2 separate regions of the Homo sapiens genome follow, and region 2 is linked to region 1. The links are chromatin contacts, found by Hi-C or POLR2A ChIA-PET in ENCODE. All regions are on one chromosome and are shown on one strand. Each heading gives the region's core, a stretch centred on a gene start or an enhancer-like site at or near the end of the contact. The rest is flanking DNA. Distances are from core to core; before and after follow the strand shown. Region 1 overlaps EMC3 (ER membrane protein complex subunit 3). Region 2 overlaps SLC6A6 (solute carrier family 6 member 6).

Region 1 (5,084 bases), core at 1,324-3,823:
GAGTCCCGCTCTGTCGCCCAGGCTGGAGTGCAGTGGTGCGATCTCAGCTCACTGCAAGCTCCGCCTCCCAGGTTCACACCATTCTCCTGCCTCAGCCTCCCGAGTAGATGGGACTACAGGTGCCTGCCACCACGCCTGGCTAATTTTTTGTATTTTTAGTAGAGACGGGGTTTCACCGTGTCAGCCAGGATGGTCTTGATCTCCTGAACTCGTGATCCGCCTGCTTCGGCCTCCCAAAGTGCTGGGATTACAGGCGGGAGCCACCGCACCCAGCGTTTTTTTTTTTTTTTTTTTTTGAGATGGAGTCTCACTCTATCGCCCAGGCTGGAGTGCAGTGGCATGATCTCAGCTCACTGCAACCTCCGCCTCCCAGGTTCAAGTGATTCTCTTGCCTCAGCCTCCTAAGTAGCTGGGATTACAGGCACACACTACAATGCCCAGCTAATTTTTGTATTTTCAGTAGAGACGGGGTTTCACCATGTCGGCCAGGCTGGTCTTGAACTCGTGACTGACCTCAAGTGATCTGCCTGCCTCGGTCTCCCAAAGTGCTGGGATTACAGGCGTCAGCCACCGTACCCAGTCTCAATATTTTTAATGTCTGCATAGGATTCCATGGTGTGGTCACACCAATCACTTTTGAGTAGACCTATCGATTGTTTCCATTGTTTTTGCCAATAAACGATAAATGATGCTGCCGACAATTATCTTGCACATACATCTGCATGTTTATGTGTTTCCGTAAGAGAATTTCTTAGAATTTCTAGGTCCAAGGATTTGTACATTTAAAATTGATAGATATTGTCAGACTGTCAGCAAGGCCCCACCTCTTGCCACTCCCGCCAATGGTGAGGGAGCCTAACTTCCTCGACCTTGACAATAGTGGATCCTGACAATCTTTTCAATCTTTTGACAGCTTACTGGGCTAAAAAAAAAAAAAAGAGATATCTTGGCCAGGCACGGTGGCTCACACCTGTAATCCCAGCACTTTGGGAGGCCAAGGCGGGCGGATCACGAGGTCAGGAGATGGAGACCATCCTGGCTAACACAATGAAACCCCGTCTCTATTAAAAATACAAAAAATTAGCCGGGCATGGTGGCAGGTGCCTGTAATCTCAGCTACTCTGGAGGCTGAGGCAGGAGAATCGCGTGAACCCGGGAGGCGGAGCCTGCAGTGAGCCGAGATCGCACCACTGCACTCCAGCCTGGGTGAGAGAGCGAGACTCCTTTCTGAAGAAAAAAAAAAAAAAAAAAAAAGATATCTTGTTTTAATTGATATTCCATGGATTATTAGTGAGGTCAAGTAACTTTTCATATATTTAATGGTCTTTTGTTTCTTGTAAATTTTCTTAAAAATTTGTTAAAAAATTAACTCCATACAACCTTAGTCACTCTCAAAAAAAATTAATTATAATACCTTCCGTATGGGTTTAAAATAGCTGGTTATCTCACCTAAAGAAGTGAATAGTACTAAAATGAGAGGAGTCAACACAGAACAACAAATTACTTTGTTTTACTTTTAGTTATTTTTATTTTTATTTTTCGGAGATGGAGTCTTGCTCTGTCGCCCAGGCTGGAGTGCAGTGACGTGACCTCAGCTCACTGCAACCTCCACCTCCCAGGTTCAAGCAATTTCCTGCCTCAGCCTCCGGGGTAGCTGGGACTACAGGCACCCACCACCACGCTAGGCTAATTTTTGTATTTTTAGTAGAGACGGGGTTTCATCATGTAAACCAGGCTGGTTTGAACTCCTGACCTCAGGCAATCAATCCACCTGACTCAGCCTCCCAAAATGCAAGGATTATAGGCGTGAGCCACCACACCTGGCCTGTTTTACTTTTAACATGCTATATTTTTCACATGACTGGTATCAGTGGAAGTAGAAAATGTTAGAGCCAAAACTGTAGGGTAGACCAAACAATCACGTCTAACAACAAAGTCAACAAAATGGCACATCTTGGAAGTACTGCACTCTTCCTCATTTAGGCAGAAGCTGGGCAGCCATCTATTGGAAGGGGATCCAGGCACTGGGTGACAGCCAGGCTGGAATGCTTTACCAACTGTGCTCCCTAGAATCCTGGGTCCTGAGAACAGCAATAAGGAGAGACCCAGGGACAATAGCTCTGGCCTCCCCACTCCATCAGCTGAGAACTATTTTTTTTAATCCACTTTATACATTGGGGTTCTCAGAAAATCTAACTGAAAAAGAGAATTCCACTTCCATAGATCCCTGTATCAGATGATTTCTAAGGTCTAAGATTACTATCTTTTGCAATTTAACATTTAAATAAAATGACACCCTCCCTGCCTACCCCACCCCACTCAAATACCCATGTTAAAAATCTTCCTTAAAGATGAGTGAAGGGAACAAACATACCAGTCATAGGAGAAGGTGGCACTACCTTCCGTTTAGTTTTTTTGAAAAATCCATCCTCTGGGTTGTTGAAATAATATTTTCGTGTCAAGAAAGACTAGTAAAAAAAAAAAAAAGTGTTTTAAGTCTAAGAACTATGACACAGCAAACTGTTAAATTACTCCCCAGTGGCTTAGTCAGAAGGCCTTTAGGATATGCTGTTCCGCTCAGAGCTGTCAGCCTACTTGGCAGGCGACCTGACACTTTAGCTGAGTCACATTTAAAAACAATTTCCTAAGAAGGGTGAGGTCACCATGAGAGCAAACACCACCAGGCCACAGCTTAATTACTAAGTTGCCAACCTTTAGCTTTCCCCAGAGCCCCCTTATAAAACATTCAGATATCTACTGCCCAACAGTGAATCGTGGAGCTTTTTAATAAAAGATAAATGAGTACCTGTTTGGGAATGTATTTTCCATTTTCCCTGAGGACTCTGCTTCGAATTAGGACTTGACTGAAAAATACAACCAACACAATGAGATTTTAAAAAGTGAAACACTAGAAGAAAATGGGAGAGTCAAGTAGAAGACCTATTTAAACACAAGAGAGGGCCTATTTGGCAACAGCTCTGTGTGGAAACTTCCCAAAATACAAGTATCTTTAAAACCAACGTAAACTTATTTAACCTAACTACTAGGTTTTCAGAAAAGTATTTTTCAAAAGTGACTGTGTTTCTGAACACATAAATATTTCAGAGTTAGGTACATTTGGGACATTACACTCAGCTTTTTCTTATTTGATAATAAGCTAGGAAGACACTTTCTCTGAGTGAAAAGAATAGTTGAACACTGCTCAGGAGATCTGGGGTCAGGAGAAAGGGAGAAGAGTGAGGATAAAAGAAGGAATTTCTTATTACCTACAGAGAAATGAGAACAGGCCTTGAGAGGGTTGCTATCTGATGGACAAATAGAAAATCTACCCAGAAGTCAGACTGTTAGAAAGCTCTCAGTAAACATTTATTGAATAAATAAATGAAATTACTAGGTGATCTTAAATCAACTATTAGAGCCATAGTTGATCAATAAATATCATGCTAGGCCAGGTGCAGTGGCTCACGCCTCTAATCCCAGCAATTTGGAAGGCAAAGGCAGGTGGATCACTTAAGCCCAGGAGTCTGAGACTAGCCTGGGCAACATAGCAAGACCCTGTCTCTAAAAAAAAAAAAAAAAAAAAAAAAAAAAAAAAAAAAAAAAATTAGCCAGGCTGGTGGCACGTGCCTGTAGTCCCAGCTACTCAGGAGGCTGCAGTAGAAGGATCACCTGAGCCCAAGAGGCAGAGGTTGCAATGAGCTGAGATGGCGCCACTGCTCTCCAGCCTGGGCAACAGTTAAGACCCTGTCTCTAACAACAAAAAAAGAATACAGTGTTATGCAACAAATGGGTGTTGCTAAGATGCAAATGACAAAACAGAGATCAAAATATTAATTTTTTTCTAGGTACTCAAAAGTTCATTAAAGGAGGAAAAGAGGAAAAGGCCCTTAAAGTAATGGAAATAGTCTTGAAACGTGAAAAAAAATTATGAACAGAAATGAACATAGTAAAACCTGTGCTTGGTAGGGGCCAGGCGCAGTGGCTCACATCTGTAATCCCAGCACTTTGGGAGGCCGAGGTGGGCGGATCACGAGGTCAGGAGTTTGAGACCAGCCTTGCCAACATGATGAAACCCTGTCTCTACTAAAAATATAAAAATTAGCCGGGTGTGGTGGCCTGTGCCTGTAATCCCAGCTACTCAGGAGGCTGAGGTAGGAGAATCACTTGAACCAGGAAGGTAGGGGGTTGCAGTGAGCCGAGACGACGCCATTGCACTCCAGCCTGGGGTGGGACTCCATCTCAAAAAAACAACAACAACAAAAAACAAACAAACAAACAAAAAAACTGTGCTTGGCTTCCTGTCTCTACTCAATACAAACCACTTGTTTTAAACAGTCAGTACCCCGGGGTTTCCCCTGTCACACTACACATATTCTAGTTTCTCCACATGCTGGGAATGTTCCAGTGCCCTTTCCTTTCCGAGTTCTACTCCATCATGCCTTAACATCTTCAAGTCTCAGCATCTCCACGAAGCTTTTCCCAATGCCTGGAGCCCTCGTGGAATTCTCTCTGCTTCCTCCTCCTGAGCTCATTATGCTATACAGTTCTCTACTTTATCTACAGGGCGCAACATGTAATACATTCTGCTCCCTGGATGCTAGTCTAAAGATACTCAAAGTGTGGTGAATGCTAGTCTGTGATAAGCACAGACACTGAGAGTAAGGATTTAGAGACTTTTATAATAATTTGACATTGTCACAACATCCAGATACATGATCAAAATATTTTACAAAAGTATTAGCCTATAAGAGATTAGAAATTTAAAAAACAAAAAACCCCAAAACTGGTCCTTCACCATTGACAGTATAAGAAGCACTGGGTCTAGAGTAATGGGTAAAAACTTAAGCTCTGGAGTTGAACACATGGGTTCAATCCCACCTCTGCCACTTATTAGCCATGTGATCTTGAGCAAGTCACTTAAATTCCCTAAGTCTCTATTCATATTCTGTACAAGGGTAGATTTATTCTTTCATTGAACAAATATTTCTTGAACTTCTAAGTGCCAGGTGACATGAAGAACGGTGATCAAAATACAAATATCTTACGATGGTCAAAGTCTAGTGAGGGGGAAAGACATTAACCAA
Region 2 (5,084 bases), core at 1,186-3,685, 4.5 Mb after region 1:
TTTCTTAAAAGTAACTTTTTTTGTTTTTTTTTGGAGACAGGGTCTCGCTCTGTCACCCAGGCTGGAGTGCAGTGGGGCAATCATGGCTCACTGCAGCCTTGACCTCCAAGGCTCAAGTGACCCTCCCACCTCAGCCTCCCGAGTAGCTGGGACTACAGGCATGTGCCACCACATCCAGCTAATTTTTGTAGTTTTTGTAAAGATGGGGTTTTGCCATATTGCCCAGGCTGGAAGTTTTAAAATTGATAAATAAAAATTGTATATATTTATGGTGTATAACATGATGTTTCACATCTGCGTATGTTGTAGAATGACTGGATCAAGCCAATTAACTTACGTATCACCTCGCTTCCTAAGCATTTTTTGTGTGTAGTGAGAACGCTTAAAATCTACTCTCAACAGTTTTCAAGTATACAATATGTTATTAATTTTAATCAGCATGACACCATGACATACATAATAGATCTATCAAACTTACTCCTCGTACATAACTGAAATTTTGTGGTTTTTGACCAGCAATTCCCCAATACCTCTAACCATCCACTTTTTCTTATTTATTTATTTATTTATTATTTTATTTTATTTTATTTATTTTATTTTTTTGAGATGGAGTCTTGCTCTGTCGCCCAGGCTAGACTGCAGTGGTGCGATCTTGGCTCACTGCAGTGTCCGCCTCCCGGATTCCAGCGATTCTTCTGCCGTAGCTTCTTGAGTAGCTGGGATTACAGGAGTGCATCACATCATCTGGCTAATTTTTTTTTTTTTTTTTTTTTTGTATTTTTAGTAGAGATGGGGTTTTACCATGTTGGCCAGGCTGGTCTTGAACTCCTGACCTCAAGTGATCTGCCCACCTCGGCCTCCCAAAGTGCTGGAATTACAGGCGTGAGCCACCACGCCTGGCCCACTTTTTCTTTTTTTAAAACAAACACAGGGTAGAATGGTTGCCACAAAGTATAATAGAATTGCAATGTGGCTGTTTTTTTTTTTTAAAGCTACTATTTATTGATCAATTGGTATGTGCTGGGCTGTGTGCTGAATAACATTAGGCAGCATCCTGCTTAGTCCCTGGTCTTGTTTTTACCCTCATTTTTTACCAGTGAGGAAGCGGAGGCACAGAGAGGTTGTTACTTGCTCTGGGTCACACAGCTTAGTCATGGCCTCAGCCCAGAATCTGGCTCTGGAATGGGCAGAAAAGTGAGGAAAGGAGAGAGATGCCTGCTGTGGAAAGGGCGGGGCAAGGGGTCCAGCCAGGCACTTGATTCCACAGCAAGCCTAGTGGGCAGGGAGTTGTTTAGGCCTCAGTTTTCCCCACCTGTAGAATGGATGTCATCCAGGTCTCTTCTTGCCCCTGTTCTGGGACTCTAGGAGCTGCTTGCCCAACCCGCTGATCAGTTTGCTTAACCAAGAGGTTTGCTGAGAAACCTGGCCCAGAGATCCTTCTTAAAGGCCAGGTATGTGCTAGGCAGTTTGGGATGGGAGAAGCAGGCAAAATAGGAAACAGACAAGGACCTGGCCTCTTCCTAAAAGCATGGCAGAAGCTCCTGAGTGGTTATGCCATTGACAATATGAGATTTAAATCATTGTTCTCCACCAGAAAGAGACATGTAGGACACTGGTTGTTAAATTGAGAAGTGCAGGGTCTGCAGGACGGCAGGGCAGGTGCAGAGAACTCTCGAGCCTCTGGGAAGGTTGCCCAGGAAAAATAGAGGCAAGGGCTTGACTTTCCCCAGAGCCTTGGACTGAGGTGGTAGATGCTGGGGGAGGCAGCATCTGCAACTCAACTCAAAGCCCAGCTGGCTGGTGCTCAGGGCACCGGGAGGGATGCAGAGCAAGATATAGGGGTCCCCATTTGCAAGCAGTGCAGAGACCTCTTTCTAAGCTTTGCTCGGTGCCGGAGGCCCAGGTGGCCAGGTGGGAACTCTGGCCTTGAGCCTCTCTCTCCTTTCCACCCGTGTGTGTAGCCTCAGCCAGGCTGCTCGCTTCCCTGCGTGAGCCTCAGCTTCCTTTATCTATAAACTACCAAAGTCTCTTCCACAATAGGAGTGTTGGAGAATAGGAAACTGTGTTCATAAACAGCTCAGCCCCCAGAATAAGTCCTCACAAATCTTAATATTAAACAGGGAGACAGCAAAGGGATATTGTGGCAAGCCATGGCATCGCTGGCACGGGGCTGCACCTGCCTGCGTGTGTGTCAAATCTGACCAGGTGATCTGCAGTTGGTTTCAGGCACAGCTGGCTCTGGCTGTCACCTCTGGAACACAGAGACAAGGAGAATGTTTAGCTGGGCACAGGGAGAGGCTTCATCCCATAGCCTCTGTATCAGTCAATTCTAATCACTTGTAGCTGTAATAACCAAAGAGGAAGCTCTTAAAATGGGGAATTATGTATCTCGGCTGCTGCAAAATAACCCTGGGCCCAGTGCCAAGGAAAACAGCCCTTGTCGGCGGGTGCAGGGACGCCTGTGGAGGAGGACTCGCTCCTGAGTACTCACTGCGCAGCGGGGTGACCACTTGTGTGTGTGTGAGGAAGCTGGGGTGACTGGCCTAATTGCAAGTTTGCAGAGGTGCACAGAGATACTCCGGGGACTCCCTGGAGGGTGTCCTCTGAGGTCAGACTGAGCCGCAGAGGGACAGTGGAGGCTAAGCTCCTAAGGGTTTGGATACATCACGGTCACTGTTACTCCCAGCGGAGTGACCTCAGGGCGTCTCTTGTCATCTCTGGGCCTTATTGATCTCACCCTGGGGAGGATGAAGGCTTTATATACCCCAAGGCCAGGGGTGGACTGGATAGTAGTGATAGCGGTAGTAAGAGGAGATAGTCTCAAGTCATAATGTAGTTGCTGTGCATGGAGTGTGTGCCACATCTTGTTCTAAGCACCTCCTGTGCACCCCCCCTCATTTAACCCTCACAACACTCCCACAGGGAAGGTACAGTTACCCCATTTTACAGATGAGGACACTGAAGACTAGTGGGGTTGAGTGACTTGCCTTAGGTCACCTGTTTGGGGAAGTGACTTTCAGCTTCTGGGTTGAGGCTTATATTCTGGTCCCTGTAGGGGCCAGGGTGCCTGGGGCAGCTGGCAGGGAGCCAGGGGGCTTTTTATACTGCGGCTCCAACAGCCAGTGGGGAAGGTTCAGAGGGGACTGAGCCTGAGCAGTAGGAGGGACTAAAGCAGTTCTGTGTGGCCCGTGTCCCAAGGAGAAGGGGAGAGGGAAGATGGGGCCAGAGGGTCGGCAGGGGCATGTGCTGGGACCTGGTGGGCAATGGTGAGGAGCCTGTGTTTTCTTCTAGGGGTGAGCAAAGGGTTGGGCGGGGGCATGAGGACCTGATTCTGCTTTTTAATCTGCCTTCAGCTGCTGCATTGAGAATAGATCAGGGGCGGGCAGAGTAGCAGCAGGGAGACCTGTGAGGAGGCTGCCACAGATGCCAGTGCAAGGGCTGAGGGGCCTGTAGCTCGTGGTTGCCATGGCGATAGAGAGCTGTGGGTGGATGCCAGGAATGTACAGGCGGGTCTTGCTGGAATGGGCTTCTTCAGGGGCAGGGCTGCTGGCTGTGTGTTCTTCAAGGCAGGTGGACCTGTGACTGCAGCCCCCACAGGTGGAGAGGTGGGTGCACCTTAGAAATGAGGAGTTGGGAGACCCCCACCATGCCAGGCACGTGACAGGTCCCCACTCTGCCCTGTTGAAAACCCCCACCCCCATCCTGGCTCAGCCCCAGGTGGTGGGACGATGGGGTCCTGAGTGTGGAAGGGGGTGGAGGCTTCATTTTGTAGGAAATCAGAGCCTAGAGCAAAGGGACTTGGGGAACCCCAGTTGCTCCTCCTCCATGTTTCTAGAGGGTTCTCGAATATTAGTGTGGCAAGTGGGTCTGTGTGCCCAGAGGGCAGAGCCGGGACTCTCAGGGTAGCCGCAGTGAAGCAGACCCCAGCTCCTAGCGGGGATGGACTTGGCCCATCCCAGCTGCCAATGAGGTCATGAGCTTCTGGGTGAGGAGGCTCCAGGGTCATTTCCTGAGAAACACCTTCACTCGGAGGGAGTTGAGTCTCACATCCTCCAATTATGCGCCCACCGAGCCAGCCCACAATGGGCTGCCCTGATAACCATCGGGGGGCTGTGCAAGTCAATGCTGGAACAATGCTGGCTGCTAGGACTATTTTTACAGTAGCCATTGGCCTGTCGAATCCCGCGCCCGGCCCCGAGGGAGCAGGGCAGAGAAAGGCGGCGCGGATGCTCTGGCAGACAGAGGAAGGGCTCCATGAGCTGCCCAGAGGCTTCAGGAAGCCTTTCTTGGTCTGCTGGCCGCCAGATAGTGAAACAATTGGGGTCCCCCACCCCGAGCCAGGGAGAGGAAGGAGGTGTGGGGGAAACGGGGGTTTTGTTGTGCTTTTGTGCCTCTGTTCCTCGAGCACAGCCCCTGTGGGCCCAGCAGCTGGGGCCAAGCCAGCACATCCCCTCTCCACACCCCAAGTCCTCAGGCAGCTACTGCCTCACCCTGCCTGCAAGGCCCTGAGGCCAAGTGACTCGCCTGGTCACAGGATTGGCAAAGCCAGGGTTTGCAGTTGTCACCAGCTGCCTGTGGATGCCACTCTGGGATCCACCTAACCCAGCAGCTCTTGCCTGACACCCTACTGTGTGCCAGGCATGGCGCCTGGCTCTGGGACACAGTTGTGAGCAAGGCAGGTGTGGTCCTTGTCCCCAGGAGCCTCTATTCTAGTTGAGGAGATAGACGACAGGGAAGCGAGGAATTGAACAAGATACTTTCAGGTAGTGTTTGGTTCTCTGATGAGAAGACAAACTCAGATGCCCACTGGAGCCAGCCAAGCGAGTGTGTCCTGAGCTGGGTGGTGAGCTGGCCAGGGTGTGGTCGTGTGACAAGGGTCACGTGACAAGGTGGTCACATCTGCTCCAGTCAGCAATCGCCATGAGGAGTATGAGCTCACTGTGGTCCAACCTTCCAATTTTTCAAGAGAACTCAGAATTCTTGACTTTTCTCTGAAATCTGATTATTTCAGTGTTGGCCACCAGTTTGATCATGAAGACAAACAAGTTGTGTCCCAGACTGCTTGGCTCTGAGTCAGCCACTTC

Evidence for each region. A loop is a pair of places that touch in the nucleus more often than their neighbours do. ChIA-PET counts read pairs that join two places held with the same protein, here RNA polymerase II (POLR2A). Pooled maps may share reads with other maps.
Region 2: POLR2A ChIA-PET joins it to region 1 with 10 read pairs in WTC11. The contact joins two enhancer-like sites. A Hi-C loop is called at or near these places in 1 of 50 pooled maps. POLR2A ChIA-PET finds 5 or more read pairs at or near these places in 2 of 52 experiments (T-cell and WTC11).

Annotation. Positions count from the first base shown.
Region 1 is chr3:9,974,583-9,979,666 of GRCh38, forward strand. It overlaps EMC3 (ER membrane protein complex subunit 3), which reads right to left. Exons shown (of 8, transcript NM_001394674.1): 2 at 2,807-2,864; 3 at 2,375-2,468. Among named protein-coding and RNA genes, the nearest start is that of EMC3, 9.7 kb to the right of the region's middle. RefSeq lists an enhancer at 1,847-3,046. Within about 2 kb of position 2,574, at least 23 of the 41 ENCODE cell types and tissues checked have a DNase peak (open chromatin) inside an H3K27ac peak, as active enhancers do.
Region 2 is chr3:14,437,243-14,442,326 of GRCh38, forward strand. All of the region lies in intron 2 of SLC6A6 (solute carrier family 6 member 6), which reads left to right. Among named protein-coding and RNA genes, the nearest start is that of SLC6A6, 37 kb to the left of the region's middle. RefSeq lists an enhancer at 2,155-2,655. Within about 2 kb of position 2,436, at least 16 of the 41 ENCODE cell types and tissues checked have a DNase peak (open chromatin) inside an H3K27ac peak, as active enhancers do.